Linked DNA regions of Homo sapiens: all the other regions are linked to region 3. A link is a contact called in ENCODE Hi-C or POLR2A ChIA-PET data. All regions are on one chromosome and are shown on one strand. Each heading gives the region's core, a stretch centred on a gene start or an enhancer-like site at or near the end of the contact. The rest is flanking DNA. Distances are from core to core; before and after follow the strand shown. Region 1 holds the start of BRD1 (bromodomain containing 1). Region 2 has its middle 58 kb from the start of BRD1. Region 3 holds the start of PIM3 (Pim-3 proto-oncogene, serine/threonine kinase).

Region 1 (4,293 bases), core at 136-2,635, 130 kb after region 3:
AGGCCACCCCACTCCCAATAAGGTGTTTGGTGCAGTGCCCCGAGCAGTGGGGCCGCTCGGCTGCCCCCGTGGGGACGGTCTGTCCCAGGGTGGACAGCTGCTCTTCCTGAGGGGCCTGCCTGGATGCCACAGGCTGTGCTGCTGGAACCCAGGGATTCCACAGCACCATCGTCCTGATCACAAATTCTCAAGGAAACCAAGGAGCTCCTGCCTCACCTTAAAACATTTGGGATTTAATCTTGGAGTGAAAATTGTTATGACCCCACTGAATTTTAGAGTTTACACAAAAGGCCAAAGTGAAGGCAGAGACTCAGGCCTCTCAACTCCCACCCGCAGGGGCCTTTTCTTGCAACCTTAAAGGGCATCTGCTTCACGCCGGCCTCGGCAGGGCCCTCACACTGGCAGGACTACTTGCACACCGGGCCTGACACTCACTAGGGGAGGCTCCCCAGCCCGGCTGCACCACCCACCTCTACCTAGTCGCGTGTCCCGGCCAGTGCCCTTTCCACTCCCACCCAGTGCCCCCGCAGGGCCCCCTCTGTCCTCTTAGGGACCTCCACTCCCGGACCAATAGCCTCCTGCCTCAGGGCCCCCCACTCATGGGCCAATCGCCCCCTGCCTCAGGCCTCCCCCCACTCGTGGGCCAATCGCCCCCTGCCTCAGGCCCCCACCAACTCGTGGGCCAATCGCCCCCTGCCTCAGGGCCCCCCATTCCTGGGCCAATGGCCTTCTGCCTCAGGGACTCCCACTCTCAGCTGGTCCCCCCCGCCTCAGGGACCCCCACTCCTGGCCGTTCCCCCGTCAGGGCCCCCGACTGGCGGCTGCTCCCCCATCCTGCCTCGGGGCCCCCCACTCCCGGGCCAATGTCCTTCTGCCTCAGGTACCCCCACTCCCGGCCCGTCCCCCCGCCTGTGGGCCCCCCACTCCAGGCCGGTGGTAGCCCCTGCCTCAGAGCCGCCCACTCCTGGGCCATCTCCTGCCTCAGCGACCCCACTCCTGGGCCAATGCCCTTCTGCCTCAGGGACCCCCACTCCCAGCCGGTACCCCCCTGCTTCAAAGCCCCCGACTCCCGGCTGCTCCCCACCTGCCTCGGGGCCCCCCACTCCTAGGCCTACGTCCCCCTGCCTCAGGGCCCCTCATTCTCCATCCTCCTGACCCCCTCAGGGACCTTCTGGCCCGGTCCTCCCTAACTCAAGGGCCCCCACTCTCCATCCTCCCGACCCCCCACTCCCAGCCCGGTCCCCGCCGCCTCAGGGCCCCCTTTGGCCCCCGCTCCTCGCGGCGCCCCCTCCCCCGCGCGCGGCCGAGGCAGCGGAGTCCGCGCGTCATGGCGGCGGCGGGCGGGGCGCGTCTCGCACGCAGCGCGCCGGGCGGAGCGCTCGCCGCATTGTTTGCTTCGCTGGGGAGCGAGCGAGCGACCCGGCCCTGGAGTCCGAGCCAGCCCCGCGTCCCGCGCCCGCCGCCCGCCGCCCGCTCCCGCGCCCGCGCCCGCGCCCGCCGGCCGGGCCCCCCGAGCCGGGCCTCCAGCTGGGCCCCGAGCCCGAGCCCGCGCCGCGCGAGCCGCTGCCCGAGAGTCCGCGGCCGCCGCTGCCGGGCCCGGAGCCGCCGCGGCCGAGAGGGGCCCGCGCCCAGGAGCGGCGGCGGGGCCCGGCCTGCGCGGCCGTTGGCGGAGGAGCCGCGGGCGCCATTAGCACCGCCTCGGCCGCGCCGGCCCCCGCGCCCGCCCGCTTGCCGGGCTCCCGCGGCCGCGGCGCCCCGAAGGTGAGTGGGCGGGGGCCTGGCCGGGGAGGCCTCCCCGCCGCCTCGCGGGCCGCCCGGCCGCCGCCGCCGCCTCGGCCCGGCCTCTCGGGGTTGTGGTGCCGACGCCATGTTTGGCGGCGGCGGCGGCGGCGGCGGCTCCGCATTGTCTGCGGGCCGGGAGCCCGGGATGCCGGGGAGGCCGGGCGGGGAGACCGGGGAGGTCGGGCCGGGCGGCCGGGGAGACGGGCGGGAAGACGGGGAGGCCGGGCGGGGAGACCGGGTAGGTCAGGCCGGGGAGTCGAGGGAGGCCGAGTCGGGCTGTGGGTCTCGGCGGCCTGGGCCGCGGGCGCCTGCCCGGAGTCCGCGCTCGAGTCGGGTCGGGCCTCGGGCAGCCGCCGAGCCGGCCGGGCCGCCCCTTATGTAACAGACAGGCCCGCCGAGCTCTGCCAAGACGGGAACTCCCTGTGAGCAGGGACGCGCCCCGAGATCGCCCAGGAGCCGCGCGGCCTGCGGCGGCCGGGCTTGGGAACCGGCACCGCGGCCTCCCCGGGCGTTTGCAGGGAGACGCCTCGCGACGAACGCGAGGCTTCCCCGGGCCTTTTAAAACGAGTGACACGATTGAGGCGCAGTTCACGGGAAACGCGGCTCTTGTGAGCGGACGCGGGAGTTCTGAGAATCCGTAGCAGCGGGACCCCCTGCCCCGCGGGGTGCGGCCCCGTCTCCCCAGAAAGCGCGGCCGCCCGTGTCTGTTTTTGAGGGTCTGTCGCCAGGTGGTTGTGTAGTTAGTGGAATCGGCGGATGTTTTTGTTTGGCCGGCCCAGCGCCGTCCCGAGTGCTGTGTGCTGCACACAACTTCGCACAGCTCAGCGGCCGCGGCCCCTGTGGCCTTGACCGAGAGGCCCGGCGCGTGGCCGGCTTCTCCCTGGGCGGGCGGTGGGAAGATGGAAGCGGCCGTCTTGTGGGCAGCCTTCCCCGCCTGTGGCCCGCAGGGCTCTTCGATGTACTTAAGGGAATTATTCCTTGAGAAGCTACGTGTGTGCCCCCGCGGATCCCTCCCAGTGGAAATGCTTGTCCCAGTGGAAGGGCCAGGGACAGAACCGGCCCAGGGGGGAAGCGGTGAAGCAGAGGAGGTCGTGGGTCGCCCTGCCCTGCTGAGGGCCTACTTTCCCCGGGTCCCAGTTGCATGTTGAGGGTATGGAGCTGCTGTGGCCGTGAAGCCTTCGGTTCAGTTCTCCCCTTGTAGAAAGTGTTGCGATGAAGAGCTTCACGGCTCCCTGGGAGAGAGTGGGTTTCCAGGGGCTGCTTGTCGTTAGGGCGACTCAGGACTTTGCTGTCGAGGGGAAAATGACAGGTTCGTTTCTGATCTGGTGAGTAACCAACTGTTGCTTCTGCCCCACCTCAGTAATGACGCGTGTCGGCGTCCCGGGTGCACTAGGGTCGCTCTCTGCAGGCTGTGGTGTCACCTCTGCAGGGCTCACGGGGCCGGCTGGGGGGTGGCTGTGCTGACAGCTCCCCAGGAATCCAGGGTTGAGTGGGTACCTGGAGGCCCTGGAGATGCAGGGGGTCTGAGGTTTGGCCGACCACATTTTCTCTCCTATTCCTTTCTGTAGGTAATTGCAATCTAGTTTCAACATACAATGAGGATTTCTGTCTGATACAGAGAAAGATACCCAGTGTCTGGAGGGTCTGTCTTAAGAAGTGCTCTTGAAGTCTGCTGGGATTTCCTTTCGGGACTCACAGAGGGAAGCCTGCTCCCTGAGGGCTTTTTCTCAGGCCCAATAGATCAGGGTAAGGCTGCTGTGGGTGCCCCTGATCCCCCTGGGCCCCGAGGCCAGGCGTCCCTGACGTGGCAGGGCTAGATGCAGAGTATGCCTTGGGCTTCAGCTGAGAATATTTGTTTTGCGAGTCAGTCACTGAAAAATCATTTTGCTTCCTGTCAGTGAAGTGTGGCGCTTTGGAGGGAGGCACTGCCCAGCAGGCGGTGGTCTTCACAGGAGGTGTCCACACACCAGGCACCCTGGGGACAGCTAGGAATAGACGCAGTCCGTGGTGTTGGGACAGCAGAGGCCTCTGCCACGAGGAGCTGGAGGTATGGGAGGCAGCTCACTGGTTTTGCCTACCTCTGGAAAAGCAGATTCTCCTAAGCCTCTGTGGCCAAGTCTTCAGGCACCTGAGCCAGCGCTGGCGACCCTCCTGGTGAGGGTCTCTGCAAGCAGCGAGGGGTTCCTGGGGGTCACCCCTCGCTGTGGAGCCTGAGTGGAGCGTCTGCCTTCACGTGTGCCGGGGAGAACAGAGATTCCCTTTGGCGTCATGCATGTGTCTGGATTCTCTCAGAAAGGAGGAGGACGTGGAAGGAGGAGGACGTGGCCAGCACCATGGTCTCAGTGGGGCTTGAGGAGTGCCCCTGAGGGGAAGGGGCAGGTTGGCTCAGCCTGTGGTGGTTTCCATGGTGGTCACTGCCAAGGCTCTGCAGAAGCGGGGTTGGGGCCTCCCAGGGGCCAAGACTGTCCCCTCAGACCAGTACAGGGCTCCCCTGTTGGTCCCCTGTGCCGT
Region 2 (4,277 bases), core at 1,738-4,237, 190 kb after region 3:
CCTGGCCTTGGGGAATCGGGGCCTTGGACTGGACCCTGGGGGCTTCGCGGAGCCGGGCCTGGCGGGGCGAGCGGAGCAGAGGCTGGGCAGCCCCGGGGAAGCGCTCGCCAAAGCCGGGCGCTGCTCCCAGAGCGCGAGGTGCAGAACCAGAGGCTGGTCCCGCGGCGCTAACGAGAGAAGAGGAAGCGCGCTGTGTAGAGGGCGCCCACCCCGTGGGGCGAACCCCCTTCCTCAACTCCATGGACGGGGCTCATGGGTTCCCAGCGGCTCAGACGCGGATCCTGGCCTCGCCCGCCGTCCAGGTCGTGCGCTCTCCAGGGTTCTGTCTCCCAGGGCGCGCCCTCGCCGCGGTCCTCCTTACTCCAGGGCGGTGCGCTCGGCTTGAGCGTGGGGAGGGTGGGCGTGTTGGTTCGGGGAGTTGGTGCGTCTTGGCTTTTCAGAACCAGGAGGGAGCAAGAGGTTCCCTACCTTTTCCCCCAAAACCAGAGCCTTTGACATCTCCCTGAGCCCACGGGGCTGGTGCCCACCTCATGAGCAGATCCGTTCTGGCCCAAGGCCACCGGGACCGGAGCCGGCTGGGGATGGGGAGGTGTCCACACCACCCGCACCCCACTGACTTCCCCGCAGCCTCCCTACCTTGCTAGGACCCCGGGCCCTCCCAGCCCCCGGAGGAGCGCCTCGGCGTCGGCAGCTGAGACCCAGAGCACTCAGGGCAGGAAGCCGCCAGGGTTTCATGTTTGGGAACCAAGTTCACAGTGTGGCCTCCTGTTCTGACTGACACCACTCCGCCCTGTCTTGGCTGAAAAACCTGTGGCAGTTGGGTTAAAAAGAATGAGGAGGAACTTAGTACGCCGATGTGAAAAGGTCTTCAAAATAGAGTGCAGAGCAATCCAATTTCCCTCGGTTCCAGGCTGTGCCCTAGCGAAGCCCACCCACTGTGGGGGCGCCCACTGAGTCATGCTCACCTCCCTGGGTTGACTGGCTGGTGGGGGGTCTGGAGTCTACACGATGACTGGCTGGTGGGGTTCAGGCAGGGGGTTCAGGCAGGGGGCTCCGTATCCAGCGTGGGATCCTAGCTTCCCGCTCAGGTGTGTCCAGCTGGCCTCGTCCCCTGCACCCACTCCTCCTGGGTGCAGCTGCCCACCCAGCTGTGCAGGGTTGTTGCATGGAGTCCGGCTCGTCCTTCCCTAAAACCAGCACTGTTTGCTTGTGAAATTGGCTCAAAGTTGAGCTGCTCCTTCCTAGCTTGGGGCGTGAGCAGTTTGGGAAAGCCGATCTGTCTTTCCCATTTCTGAGGCTGTGGTGGGCCTTGTATGCAGGAGGACGGGCTGCTCGGAGAGGCTGGGATGATTCCAAAGTGTCCGTCAGTGTGTAATGCTGTGGACATTTTTGGGGGGTCCTCCTGGATAGTGTCGGAGTCCATTTTTCCGGGTCTCAAGCCCCTGCCAAGCTGCCGCCGAGCCCTGGGCTGGCCCCCGGACCACTCCTGTCCCTGGCCGGTTCTGTCACCGGCCGGGGAGTCCCTCTGGTTTGGGGAGGTTATTCCTGCCTGACTTCAGGGGAGGAGGAAACAGTCATGTGTCTGGCAGTGCGGGCAAGAAAGGGAGGGCAGAAACGTGAGGCTTAGGGAGCTGGGGGTTCAGCCAGGTGGGGAGAGCCCCTTAGTCACACGGGGAGAGGACAGGGGCTGCAGGGAGAATGCAGTGAGGAGCTGAGCCCCAGGTCCCCTTCGCTGTGGGTGGGCCCTGCCTTGGGCCACATGGGGGTGGCAGGAACCAGGGGCAGCAGGTAGGGAGTGAAGACCCTCAGTCAGACCCCCAGGAGGTCCAGCCCAAATCTGTGTTGCTCACTCCATCCCCTAGAGACCCACTCGGGCTCCAAATCCTTTGGGCCCAGGCTCTGAGCACCCAGGTTGTGCTTGGACTGCGAGCACAGGGGGTGGGAGGCCCTGCAGCCCCTTCCTACAGATGCGCCCCTCCCCTGAGGCTCTCTCAGGGTGGGGGTCCCCTCGGGTCTCGTCCCTGACCCCCCGGCCTGTCCCCATGCCCGGTCAGTGCTACCTCTGAGCCTCCTCTGTGCGCCATCACCATCTCCATCCCCACAGAGCCTCGGTCCAGCCCTGCGGTCTTGTGGACAGTGACCCCTGGCCTCACAGGCCCTGTCCTCTGGGTGCCCACTGCACTGAAGAAGTTGCTGGGGAGGAGCGAGGGGTGAGGGGCCCCACCTGATGGCCGAGCGCTCACCCCCAGGCTGGGCCGTGGCACTGAGTCCTGTGAGCATCTGGAGGAAGGGAGGTCGGTGGAGTACCACGGTGGCCCTCAGGGGCCTCCTCCCCCCTCCCCCAGTGCTCCCCCTTCTGAGGGATGGCTCTGAGAGGGACTCAGAGTGTCTTCCTGTCTACCTGGAGATGAGAGCCGGTCAGGCGGTGTCTGTGGCCGGAGCTGGAGGCTGTCAGAGTGTCTTCCTGTCCACCTGGAGATGACAGCCGGTCAGGCGGTGTCTGTGGCCAGAGCTGGAGGCTGTCATCCTGTTCCCTCTGCTGGGCTCACTTCAGGGCAGCAAGGCTTGGCTGGGCCGAAGGCCAGGCGCCGGGCAGCACAGCTGTTCCATCTCTGTGAGCTTCGAGGGCCTGTGGATGCCGGGGAGTGGGGGCTGGGAGCAATGTGCAAAGGCTGGAGGATCCCAAAAATGACCCCCACACCACAAGTAGGAGAGAAGGCCTCTGCTAGTTTACAAAAATCACATTGTTCTCATGGAAAGCAGAAGATTACGGCCAAATTCTATGCATATTTCAGTATAATGAGTGTCCAAAGTGAAGTGCCCAGAGGTCCCCCTGCCCCCCCACTCTCGGGACCTAGCCAAAGTCCCCCCTCCAGGGGGCATGGTGGGGTGCGTACTCCACTGTGTGAGTGGGGGCTTCTGGGAGCCCTGGGGCTGGGGCAGCCAGACTCAGCGACGCAGTAAGAAGCCTGGACTCCCTGGAGGGGGCCTGCACGTGAGCTTGGCCCTTGACCAGGCCGGCAACGGCTCTGCGGAGCTAGGACCCCTCCTGCGTGGATATTTCATGACATTAGCATTCACTTACAATGTCTGCTCACTGACTCTTAGTGCAGCTCTACCTCATCTCATTACAGTTTCTCCCGTTGCAAATGAAGCACATCTCTTGTTGATCTCTCGCCCCAGAGTTTTAACATCAGCTCAGCTGTGGGGACTCCCAGTCTGAAGCACCAAGACCCTCTACTTCCTCCCTGCCTCCTCTGACTCCCCACCCCATCCTGTCCTACAGGTGAGGACAGCCAGGTTCTGGGGCTCAGCAACCGGCCTCCCATGGCGCCCCCACGGGCGAGCCAGGTGGGGGGTGGGGAGTAGAGCCCAGGGTGGGTTAGCCAACCCCCACCTTGGAGGATCAATATGTGGCAAATGCACCCACACGTGGCGCCTGCTGGTTTATGGAGTTCACTTGTTATTATCACCTATAATTAAAAGCAAATGAAAAAAGAATTGAGGAGATGGCTAGTTCCAAGATGGCAGCATAGAAGCAAGCTGGCTTCACTCTTTGCCACAGAAAATCCAAAACAAATATTCAGCACCAAGATTATCTCCAGCAACATCCCAGAACTCAAATACGAGGATGAGACAGTCCCCAGGGCCACAGAGAAGTGAATAAACTCTGAGCAAGCAGTAAGAGAACTGGAATTCTATATCTATGATGTCCCTTCCCCCAGTCTACCTGCACCAAGTGTGGGCAAATCTCCCCTGACTCATGGCTTCTGCACTGGAAAAATGAGATCAAGGTGGACTACCAGCTTCCCAGTATCTTGGGCTCCCTGGCAGGAGACTTGTTCTGCTTCAACCCAAGGGAAGCATTCAGAATGCTTAAAGGAGAAATATCCCTGAGGCCAGCCAGAGACAAAGGGAAGAGGTGGGACTAGCATCTCCAGCTCTAAAAACTGCCCTGTAATGCAGCCAAAGGAGGCACCAAGTCAGGCTGTTCAGCTACATGGTAGGAGGCACAGTCCATAGGTTCCCTGGGCATGGACCGCCAGCCAGTCTTCCCACACTGCCGGGCTATCCCCTGTGGGACCTTCCCCATTTGGGACGGGAAGCCCCACTCTGATCCTTTATTGGAGCTGAGGAAAACCTGGACTTATGTTGCCCTCTAGTGCCGAAGAAGGAGGCAGCAACCTAGCAGAAAAAAAATTCAACAGGTACATGGCAAAGAGTCTCTAAGCAAACATACCCAGTAAAAACCAAAACAAGCCAGACAGAGAAGACTG
Region 3 (4,104 bases), core at 244-2,743:
CCGCGCTCCGCACGCACGCAGCTCCCGCCCCCACGCAGGGGAGGCCCCGCCACTCCAACCGCGCCGCGGGGGCCTCCAGGCTCCCGGCGCAGACCCAGCCCGGCTGCGCCCTGCGTCACGCACGGAGACTCCTCCGCTACCGCCCCCAGCCGGGGGTCTCTCGGGCCGGAAGGATGTCACGCGCCTCCCACACCGGGGCAAGAGGCCCCGTACCCCCCAACGCGATGGAGGAAGCAATATTGAGCGCGCCCCTAGCCCCCACCCAGCACGATCCCGCTCTTGATCCCTCGCTCAGCCCTCCCCAGGGTAGCGCGTGGGCCTCTGCTCCCCACGAGAGCAGACCCAGGGCGCGCGGCCGCCCAACAGTCATCAGCCCCTCCATGTGCCGCCCCTGCAGGCGTTAACCCGCCGGCAAGGCCCCCGGAACGTTCCCTGCCCCGCGCCCGCGCTCACCGTCGAAGTCGGTGTAGACCGTGTCCTTGAGCAGCGCACCCGAACCGAAGTCGATGAGCTTGAGCTCTCCGGAGCGCAGGTCCACAAGCAGATTTTCGTCCTTAATGTCGCGGTGCACGACCCCGCAGCTGTGGCAGTGGCGCACGGCGGCCAGCACCTGCGCGAAGAAGCGGCGCGCCAGCGGCTCGTCCAGGGCGCCGCGCTCCGTGATAAAGTCGAAGAGGTCCTGCGCCGGCTCGGGCCGCTCCAGCACCAGCAGGAAGCCGTCGGGCCGCTCGAACCAGTCCAGCAGGCGGATGACGCCGCGCGCGCCGCCCGCCGCGCCCACCTTGCGCAGCAGCACCACCTCCAGGGGCACGGTCGCGCCGCCCTGGGGGACACGGCGGTCAGCAAAAGCCCCGCGCCCGCCCCCCGCCGCCGCCGCCGCCCGTGCCCCAACTTACCAGGCTGCCCCACTCGGTCACCCGCTCCTTCACCACGTGCTTCACAGCCACCTGCGGAGACGCGGGGGTCAGGCCGGGCCAAGCGAGGCGCAAGGCGCGCGAGAAACCCGGGCCCGCCCGGCGGTCCGACTCACCGGGAGCCCGTCGGCGATGCGGCTACCCGCGTAGACCGTGCCGAAGCCGCCGCTACCCAGCACGGCGCCCACCTGGTACGCCTTCTCGAAGCTCTCCTTGTCCGCCTTGGCTGCAGGGAGGCGCGGGCGGGGTTGGTGCGGCCCGGGGCGCCCCCGGTCCCCGCCCTGGCCCCGGCCCCGGCCCCGCCGGCCCCGCGCGTACCTGGCTGCAGGATCTTCACCGGGAGGTGGTCCACGCCGCCGGGCCCGCAGAGGTGCGCCAGGGAGCCGAACTTGGAGAGCAGCATCGCGGGCGACGGCCTCCCCGGAGCCCCGAGCCCCAGGCGCCGAAGCCGCGGCCGATCCGGGCGAGCGGCGCGCCGGGGACACCGGCCGTCCGAGCCCGAGGCGGTCCGCGCGGCGCAGTGGGCCCGGAAGGCCCGCGGGGACCGCGTAGACGCGCAGCAGGCGGAGCGCCTCACCCGCCCCGGCCGCCTCGCCCGGGGGTTTTGGGCCGCGGCGCCGCGTATCCCTCCGCGGGGGCGGGGCGAATCGGGACCCCGCCCCCTTCCGCCCGGGGCCCGCGAGGCGGCGGCGGCCGGGCGCTAGCTGGGGAGACGGCGGGGCAGCTTGGCGCCTGTCTTCGGGCGGGCGAGGGCCGGGTGCGGCGGGCGCGGGGCCGCTCCGGGACTCGTTTTCGTAGCGCAGCCGCGGAGGCGCACGGCGTGTCGCGTCGGTCCGCTCTCCGCGCTCACGCTCTCACTCCGCGCAGGCGCAGTGCCCGCGCGGGTGGCGGCCGTGGCGCCTCGGGCAGAACGAGGAGGGACTGCACGAGCCAATGGAAGCCGGAGTTTTTAAAGAAATCCGGCGCCCCAGCCAATGGCGGGGCGAGCCGTTTCCTGGCTCCGCCCCCAGCAGTGCCTAGGAAGGTCACCCGCCGGCCCCGAGCAGGGTTCCTGGGGGTGTGGGAGTGCGGGAGGCGACCTGCGCTTGTCCCGCGGCCTCGAGGTGACACACGCCGCCAGTCTGCGTCCCCGGCTGTCTGCGCATCCCGTCGCGCACGTGGCCGGGCGCGCGGGGAGGTAGCGCCGGCTCCTCTGGAAGCCCTCGCAGCGGCAGCGCCCCCAGCCTCGCAGCCCCGGCGGGGGCCGAGAGCGCACCTGGCTGGAGATGCTTCCTCCTCACCCTGGGCTCTGACCTCACGCCCGCAGCCCGAGGGCCCTCCCTGGTACCTCTGCCCTGCTGGCCGGTGCCTGGAGTGGCCCCGCCCGACTCCTGCCGTCTGACACGGTCCTGGCTGCCCTCCGGGCTCTCCAGCAGCTGCTGTCCACCTCCACCAGGGAGCCCACCTTGATTGCTGCGACAGCCGCACTCAAAGGCTGAACAGCCGGGGTACACATTGCCCTGGTCTGGACTTCACCCTGTCGTGCCCCTTCCCTGCTCTCTGTACAGAAGTCTGACTCACCTGTGTGGTTTGGTGCAAACCCACAGATTGCCAACATTGGTCCAAAGTCACCGGCCTGAGAGCAGCTCAGGGTTCCAGGACGTGAGTGGCCACCCGCCAGCCCCAGGGCTAGTGGGTTGAGAGTTGGGGGCCAGAGGGCCCAGGGGCTGGTCCTCTTGGCACTGCCAGGCGTTCTCAGTGGCCCTCAGGGGTCTAAATATTGTGGCAGACATCCCCGGGCGGTCTGGTGTGACCGTCAGCGCGCACACACACTTGCCTCGGAGCTTCCAGCCTCCCCTAAGTCTGACCTCTCATCTCTATACAGTCACCATCGCTGTCCCTGCGCTGACCACTCACACACCACTCCCCTGTTCAGCTCTTCTGAGGCTGTGGCTCTCGGGACTGGCCCAGGCCCACCTGCCATCTGGGCGCCCTCTGGGGCTCGCTTCGTCGCCCGCTGCCTGGGCCCATGCCTGTGCTCCTGGGGGCTCCTCTCTTGCCTAGCTCATCTCTTCCTGTCCCTTGGGTCCTGAGGATCAAAGCCAACGCGACATTGTTTGTCCCCAGGCCCCTCCCCCTCCAGCCGCTGCTTCCCAGAGCTCTGTCCAGTTCTCTCCCGCAGTACGAGGGCAGGGTTGGGGCTGGTGGGTTAGCCTTCCCCCACCCACCACGCACCCAGCACAGGGCTCCCCCGAGATCAGATCCCTGGTAGGATGACACCCCAAGCCTTCCCCTCCAGCAGTATCCACACAGCACCTGCGAAGGAGGAGGGGCTGCTGCCCATGTGGGTCCTCCCGGGGACCTACCTGAGGGTCCAGTGGGGCTGCCCTCTTCTGTGCTGGACACGCAGCAGAGGTGGGCAGAGATGCTGGAGAGCACGGTAGGTCTAGGGGGTGACCACTACAGTTGAGTTCATGTCAGTCTGGAGGGGCGAGGGTCCTCAGCCTGACATGTCAGGCTAGTCTTCCTTGAGTCTGACATGTCAGGCTCCAGGCCAGTCTTCCCTGAGTCATCCTGGCCGTAGAAGACCAGGCTCTGGCGGGCAGGCACCCCACCCTGGCTCTCCCTAGGCCCCGGGTCTTGCTCTGAAACCCTCAAGTGTCCCTTAACTAAGATCCAGGAGGACTTGCTCCTTCAGAAAGCACGGTGTGCCTGTCCTCCACGGCCCTCCTCCCGCTCACTCCAGGTGTGCTGGAGATTCCTCCAGGCCTCCAGATGGGATTCCTGCCACACAGGCCTCGGTGAAAGCCTCCGGAGGGCTCCTGCGTGGGGGTCCAGCAGCCTGGCCCTGGAGTGGAGGGCAGGGCAGGGCCAGAGGCAGCCCTTTCCCTAAAGTGTGACATCTTTGTAACCACGTCTGTCCAGACACTGGTGTATGTTGTCGATTTACTGTTGTACGTGCTTGTGTGTGCAGCGAGGACCCTTGCACTGACGGTGAGCTCCGTGCGGGGTCAGCATGGTCCCCAGCCCTTCCCTCTCCCCCGGGACTGTTTGACATTGAGGCCTCTTTTAGACTGTGTCTGGCCCAGGCCACCACATCTGATCTAGTTGGAGTGCTGGGGTCCCCAGTAACGCCAGATAACCCTGCTCACCTTGTCGTGCCCCTCCCCTGCCATTGGGCACAGCCCAGCCTGTTCCTCAGCTTGGCAAA

What was found. A loop is a pair of places that touch in the nucleus more often than their neighbours do. ChIA-PET counts read pairs that join two places held with the same protein, here RNA polymerase II (POLR2A). Pooled maps may share reads with other maps.
Region 1: a map of sigmoid colon shows a loop between it and region 3 (2.3-fold over the local background). The contact joins the promoter of BRD1 here to the promoter of PIM3 in region 3. A Hi-C loop is called at or near these places in 3 of 168 maps with a recorded cell type or tissue (CD4-positive, alpha-beta memory T cell, naive thymus-derived CD4-positive, alpha-beta T cell and sigmoid colon), 6 of 37 single-sample maps with no recorded cell type and 17 of 50 pooled maps. POLR2A ChIA-PET finds 5 or more read pairs at or near these places in 6 of 52 experiments (CD4-positive, alpha-beta T cell, CD4-positive, alpha-beta memory T cell, GM12878 and 3 more).
Region 2: a pooled map shows a loop between it and region 3 (9-fold over the local background). The contact joins the enhancer-like site here to the promoter of PIM3 in region 3. A Hi-C loop is called at or near these places in 3 of 168 maps with a recorded cell type or tissue (B cell, endothelial cell of umbilical vein and gastrocnemius medialis), 3 of 37 single-sample maps with no recorded cell type and 13 of 50 pooled maps. POLR2A ChIA-PET finds 5 or more read pairs at or near these places in 4 of 52 experiments (PC-9, Panc1, WTC11 and 1 more).

The regions. Positions count from the first base shown.
Region 1 is chr22:49,824,965-49,829,257 of GRCh38, reverse strand. BRD1 (bromodomain containing 1) reads left to right here and starts at 1,385. Exons shown (of 13, transcript NM_001304808.3): 1 at 1,385-1,761. RefSeq lists silencers at 1,251-1,320, 2,051-2,220 and enhancers at 2,721-2,920, 4,130-4,293.
Region 2 is chr22:49,767,366-49,771,642 of GRCh38, reverse strand. No RefSeq gene overlaps it. Among named protein-coding and RNA genes, the nearest start is that of BRD1, 58 kb to the left of the region's middle. RefSeq lists a silencer at 1-262. Within about 2 kb of position 2,987, at least 5 of the 41 ENCODE cell types and tissues checked have a DNase peak (open chromatin) inside an H3K27ac peak, as active enhancers do.
Region 3 is chr22:49,958,161-49,962,264 of GRCh38, reverse strand. PIM3 (Pim-3 proto-oncogene, serine/threonine kinase) reads right to left here and starts at 1,493. Exons shown (of 6, transcript NM_001001852.4): 1 at 1,233-1,493; 2 at 1,031-1,140; 3 at 897-947; 4 at 454-823. The coding sequence starts at 1,317. RefSeq lists silencers at 281-330, 971-1,020, 1,161-1,310, 1,361-2,000, 2,041-2,320 and 2 more.